Regions from separate parts of the Mus musculus genome. Here region 1 is linked to region 2. A link is a loop called in an ENCODE intact Hi-C map of the cell type or tissue named here. Cell type or tissue: heart. All regions are shown on one strand. Links, peaks and the distances in the headings refer to the core of each region. The heading gives the core; the rest is flanking DNA.

The links. A loop is a pair of places that touch in the nucleus more often than their neighbours do. Peaks named below come from ENCODE experiments on the same cell type or tissue, not always from the same donor. Only the 100,000 strongest peaks of a DNase experiment are listed, where the experiment ranks them.
Region 1: it touches region 2 in a loop (2.8-fold over the local background); 8 of 42 quality-filtered maps call a loop at or near these places.

The regions. Positions count from the first base shown.
Region 1 is chr4:115,901,528-115,904,435 of GRCm38, reverse strand. No RefSeq gene overlaps it. Among named protein-coding and RNA genes, the nearest start is that of 6430628N08Rik, 12 kb to the right of the region's middle. In heart, for the core only: a CTCF peak has its summit at 1,390 (motif pointing left); a DNase peak (open chromatin) is centred at 1,395; H3K27me3 peaks cover 2,057 bases.
Region 2 is chr4:116,051,317-116,054,224 of GRCm38, reverse strand. It overlaps Nsun4 (NOL1/NOP2/Sun domain family, member 4), which reads left to right and starts at 414. Exons shown (of 6, transcript NM_028142.5): 1 at 414-541. The coding sequence starts at 449. In heart, for the core only: a CTCF peak has its summit at 1,305; DNase peaks (open chromatin) are centred at 404, 674 and 1,444; H3K4me3 peaks cover 1,583 bases; H3K27ac peaks cover 1,328 bases.

The DNA of each region.
Region 1 (2,908 bases), core at 317-2,816, 150 kb after region 2:
AAAGTCCTGTGTGCCTGGCAGAGGCTGGTGTGGCCCTGCAAGGGCAGAGCTCCCATGCTAGTCCCTGAGAAGGACAGAAAGTAAATCTATCAGTTGTCCCTGGGAAGTGTCCCTTTGTGGGCCTGTAATCCCTAGCACACATCAGACCCCAGAAACAGACCTGGGGGACTTCTGCTCATGTACTATAGCCCCTGCCAACCTGAGGCTAATTTGGGCAAGCCTCACTCTTTTCTCGCTTGTTTGAAGTGACCAGCCAAAGGGAGCTTCCCAAATGAGGGTTTTTTTCTGCCTGCAAGGGCACATGGTGGGTTCTAGGGTCTCCATGATGGCCTGGACTCCTTCTTTATATGGATTGTCATCTCATGTTTTCAATGACAGGTAGCAGAGGGTGGAGCCCAGGAAGCAGCAGGGATTTGTTCAAGGTTCCAAGGTTGTCATAAGTGCAGATGGGAGAGGCTTCTAGGCTAGACCCACCCTGGAGCACTGTGACATCCTAAGAAGGCCGGGTGCCCTTCTTCCTTTATATCCCAGCTGTCCTAGAACCAGCCTTTCTCTGCTTACCCTGTCAGAGACCCAAAGACGTGAGCTTCAGGATAACCCAGAAACCTAGAATTCTTCTTATCTCCTACAGAAGTGGCGCGAGGAATTACTACCTGTGGGGATAGAAGCTAGACCTGAAAGGAGTCGTAGCATATCTTCCTATCAATGGAGTATCGGGAGAGCAAGGCTTAGTGATCAGTGAGTGTGATTGTGATGAAGGCTCAATCATGGGTCTATGACCAGAGTCAGATTGGATTTTGTCAGTCGGGGCTCAGTAAATGGACTGTGGTCAGAGCTGTCTGTTCCCAGGGCTTGAGCTCAGTCTATAACCAAAACAAGAGCTAGTGTATGTCCATGATCAAAACTCAGTTTGTGTCTAGGTCCTAGTTCAATATATAATCAATGTATAATAAAGGTCGGGGACCAGAGAAGTTGTTAATAAAGACCGGGTTCAGTATACTGACAAAGCAGGAGCAGGACTCAGAGTGTAATCAGGGTCAAGTTCACTATAACCAAGGACCAAGGCTCAGTATGAACCAAGGTGAGGGTTCAAGATCAAGTCTAGGGTTCAGTCTACAACAGGCTCAGGATTGTGTGTGTGTGTGTGTGACCTTGATGCATTTTATTTTCAGGCCAAGGCTTCCTCGGTAGTTTCTGGTTGTAGAAATGGATAATTTACTTAGTACATCTAGGTGACTAACCTCCTGCCCCCGCTCCCCTGCTTTCCCTGTCCTTTGGGGTCTTTGGCCTTCAGAAGAGAGAAAAAGAAAAAAAAAAAAAAAAAAAAAAAGATTGTTCAGGAGGCTGGAATCCCCTGTCATGTACTCAGGGTGCCCTCTGGTGGCAGTCTCTAATAGTGTTGATTTTCGCAGACTTGACCAGCTTTCGGGAAGCCTAGGCTTCTGGTATAGTTATGGAAGTCCACTTGGTTGTCTCTGTGCTCTTGCATTACTGCACACCACCCAAACAGGAATAGACACAGGGGGATCTGCAAGTAGACAGTGGACACCCCCAAGCTTTTCTCGTCTCCTGTCCAGTTGGCATCTATAAACCCTGATACCAGACTAGAAAGCTACGTCTCAACTGTATGATGGGAGTCGCTTCCTTTATCCATCAGTTTGACAGGTATCATCGTCACCTACCTTTGACAGGTATAGGAGAGAACATAATAAAGATCTCCACTTCCTGGTTCTCACTCCTCTTCTTAGTCATGAACTCCTGGCCACAGCACCCATAGAAGCTCACTGGCACCAGCTGAAGGTTCGCAGAAGTTCAGAACATCCTAGGATCTATTCTCCACCAGATTAACAGGTTAGACTAAACTAGGTTTGAGGTCTCTGCCTCTACCTGTCCTCATATGTCACTACCCATAGGCCAGAGGTTCCTACGTTTACATACCAGGGGCCTCTTTTCCAGAGCCTGAGAACCCAGGTCCTTCGGGGCTGCTCTGCTGGGCTGACAGCTACTAAGGTTCTCCCAGAATATGGCCTGACAGTCTATACCCAAATGCTCTAGGCAAAATTTTAGCACTTCCTTTAAGAGTCTTTTCTTTCCTTCCCCAGGAAATCAGCAGACAACTTGTCCCATTTCCTTCAGAGCACAGTGTAGCTGCTTGCAGTGGCTACTCCAGCCCCAGCCCCAGCCCCAGCCCCAGCCCCAGCCCCAGCCCCAGCCCCAGCCCCAGCCCCAGCCCCAACCCCAGCCCCAGCCCCTACTCAGGTTTACAGTAACCCCCAAGCCTGCCCCTTGTTTTCTGGCTCTCCCTTCGATGCTGTTTTCTGCACAGCAGGCAGGGAAATCTTTACAATCATAAACCAGATCTTGCCAGGTCTCTGCTTAAAACCCTCCAGTGGCTCCTATCTCACAAAGAATAAAATCCAATGTCTCACTCTGTCCTCACCAAGCTTGCCGTGGGCTGGACAACAACCCCTTCCACACAACACTAACATCACTCCCTCCAATCTCTATCGCCCTTCTCTCTCATTTTGACACAAAGAGGCCAAGTTCATACTTACCTCTGGGCTTTTTCAATGACCATTTTCTGAACTTAAAGCATTCCTGCTCTACCTTAGCATGGCTGACTCCTGTCACTCCATTCAGAATTTAGCTTCTCTCAGAGACCTTCTTTTTTTTTTTTTTTTTTTTTTTTTTTTTTTTTGTCTCAGAGACCTTCCTAACTGCCCATGTTCCTGAGATATACCTCCCTACTGTGATTTCCAGTATAGGACTGTTTACTGGTTGTCTCCTAGTTGTGTGTGTGTGTGTGTGTGTGTGTGTGTGTGAACTTGGCATATGTGCATGTGTGGACATGGGTGCCCATGCATGTGTACACAGGTGCAGTGGCCAGAAGAGAACATCAGATGTCCTG
Region 2 (2,908 bases), core at 323-2,822:
ATCACCCCCTTTCTTCTTGGATCCTAAGCGGCGTAGTCAATTTGATAGTCTCAGAAAGAACACAAAATTAGGTACCGAGTCTTGAAAAGAACCGTCTAAAAGGAAGATCTTGAAACTGGCTTCTATGGCTTCCTAGCAATTCCGCTTCTGTCTATAGTCTGCTCTAATTTCGTTCTACCTCGGCAGCTTTCTCCATGCAGGTTGAGCCCAGAAGGCCTTCCCTGCAACTTCCTAGGAGCTCCTTTAGATGCTCTAGCACAGCCACCGCTTCGTGTGCGCCCCGAGGATTCTGGTGGGTGGGGTGTGGAGGTAGGCGGAGCCCTGGGGGCGCCGCAAGCCTAGCCCCGCCCTGTCTGCCGCTGATATTCTAAGCAGCCCTCAATCCTTCCCGGAACCCGCGAGAGCGCAGCTGCAGTTTCAGTCGGAATTATTGGCGTTGTTAGTTGACATGGCTGCGCCCGTCTTAAGATGTGTTCGGAAGCTGCTGAAGCTCGTGGACTTCACGCCGGTCCCGCGGAGATATCGATATAAGAAGAAATGGGTAAGGTCTGACATTAGAGGGAGACTTATCCAGCCCTTGCGTTTCCCGTCACTCACAGTTGCATTCGGGACATGAACTCCAGGGACCGTAACCTTCTTGGAGCTCTTGTCTCACGCCTGCCTGTCCTTTTATTAACCACAAGCCTCTTCCTGTTGCGTAAGCAGCCCCCTGACTCCGCCCCTCTCTGTTAAGTCACGGCCTGAGCTTTCATTCGGTGACGTTACATCGCCTCATGTTACTTTTTCTTGCTTACTTTTATCTTGCCCTTCCCACCCTTCTTTTTCCTTTTCTTTCCTCCCTCTTACCCTTCCCCTCCAGTCCCATGAACTCTTCCCCTCCTTTCCTCCTTAAAATTTCAGCCCCTTCAACTTCACCTCAAGCAGACTGCCCTAACAACTACTCCTTCCCTCCTGAGTCTCCGTCGTCCTGCAGGAAAGGATTCACCCCTGTTCTCACTCTCGAGGTGCCTGTGGCGCCCGGGAAAGACTTCAACGACCACCTTTCCTGTAATGCTGGCCTTTCTCCAAATGCAGGCAACAGATTCACCAACCCCCCTTACTCTAGAGAACCTTTCTCTTGCCTCACCATTTCTTCTCCGTGCTTACCTCGACGGATCCCCACCCCGCCCCCTCCGCCCCCAGTCCTCTCCTCCCCACCCCCACCGGAGAGGTGCCCCTTTGAACCCTTTTCTCCACTCCTAGGAAGGCTGTACAGACAAGAGCCAGCTGGTTCATCCTCTCCTTGTTTTGACCGATTCAGCCTTCAGGGGTCACCCTCTCCTCATCAGCGGAACCTATGTTGCAACTATATTGATTCCCCAGAATCTCAGCGTTCATGCCCTCCAAGTCCGCGTCTTTGTTATGTGACTTCCCCACCTCTCATTCATCAGGCCCCTAGAGCCAGCCCAGTAACTTCCCCTGAACTTACTCATATAACCTTGGAGACAGGCCCGGTGATTTCGACTCCCCTTATGCCAGGGTCCCAGGGAAATTACTCCATCATTTCACCTCTTCTTACCCATCGGCCCCTGAGACCTGGCCTTGCAATTTCACCTCCCCTTGCTCACCGATCTGTGGAAACTAGACCTCTAACCCCTGCATCCATTTCTCACCGAGGGCCCCACTGTCCCTCTAGAAGAAGTTACAATGATCCTCCCCTTTCTTCAGCATCTTCCCCACCCTCTGGCAACCCTTACCACGACAACCCTATGCCTCCAAACTCTTGTGAACCTAAACCACAGCTTGATGTACCTCTTGGGAAAAATGGCTGTGGCCCTCCACTTTCTTCTCAGGCAGGCATGTCTGGCTCTCCCATCTCACCTCAAGAGGGCTGTATTCATTATTCCCATTTATGCCCAGATTCCCAGATATCTGCCCCTAGGAGTCCTTTCTGTGTTATCAACCTACCACCTGAGAGTGCTGGTTCTCCTAGCTCATCCCTGCCTCAGGCTCTCCAGAAGCCCTGTGTAGGGTCCTTTCTGTGGGAGCCTGGGGGGAACTCTTACCTCTTACTAACCCCAGGTACTATAATTTCTGGTCCTTCCTGCACCACAGGACCACCTCTTCCTCAGTGTCCTAATCCTTCCCCGTATTTCCCATCTCCCCTGAACAACCAGTGTGTAGCTCCACCTCAGTCACCCAGAGGTTATAATGAACCCCGCCCTCCTACCTCAGCTCCCCCTCAAATGAAGTCCCCCAAATCCCCTGAATCACGACGCAATCCCTACAAGTGTCGGTCCCTAGACAATACACCCCACCACACTCCTCCTAGCCATTCTAAATCCCATAAGACCAACACCTGTCCTCAGCCTCCCTCCCAGTCCTTTGGCCTCTTTAGTCCATGTATGGAGCCAGCCATCACAACTACTTCAAATTCCTGCCCAAAAGAACCTCCCCCAGAGACCGCTGTCCTCAAAACTGTTGCTCCTACTTCCTGTCCTCATAGCTCGCCTTGTAATCCTGCTTTGCCCAGTAGATATCCTAAGAGTAGTCCCCACGTACCACCTCCAGTTTCCCCCTGCAATACTCATATGTATTCTGTGGTTCCTCCCACCTCCCATTTATCCCCACTCTCTAGTCCCCTAAATCAGTCTATACCTCTCCCTCAGCCTGCGGTTCTCCCTTGTGGCACTTATTCTGCTCCCAGGGGTCCGCCATCCCATATCAAGTCTGTGGCGCCTCCTTGTTCCACCCACATCTATTCTTTTATCCCTTTGAGAACACCCTTTGACCCCCGATGTTTACCTGTTGTCCCTCGAGCTCGGTTTTGCCCCACTACTGTTCCCTGTGGCATTCATACCTATGCTGTGACTTCTCCAGTCCCACTGAACAATCCCTCCCAGATCCCCTACAGCTGTTCTTTGCCTCC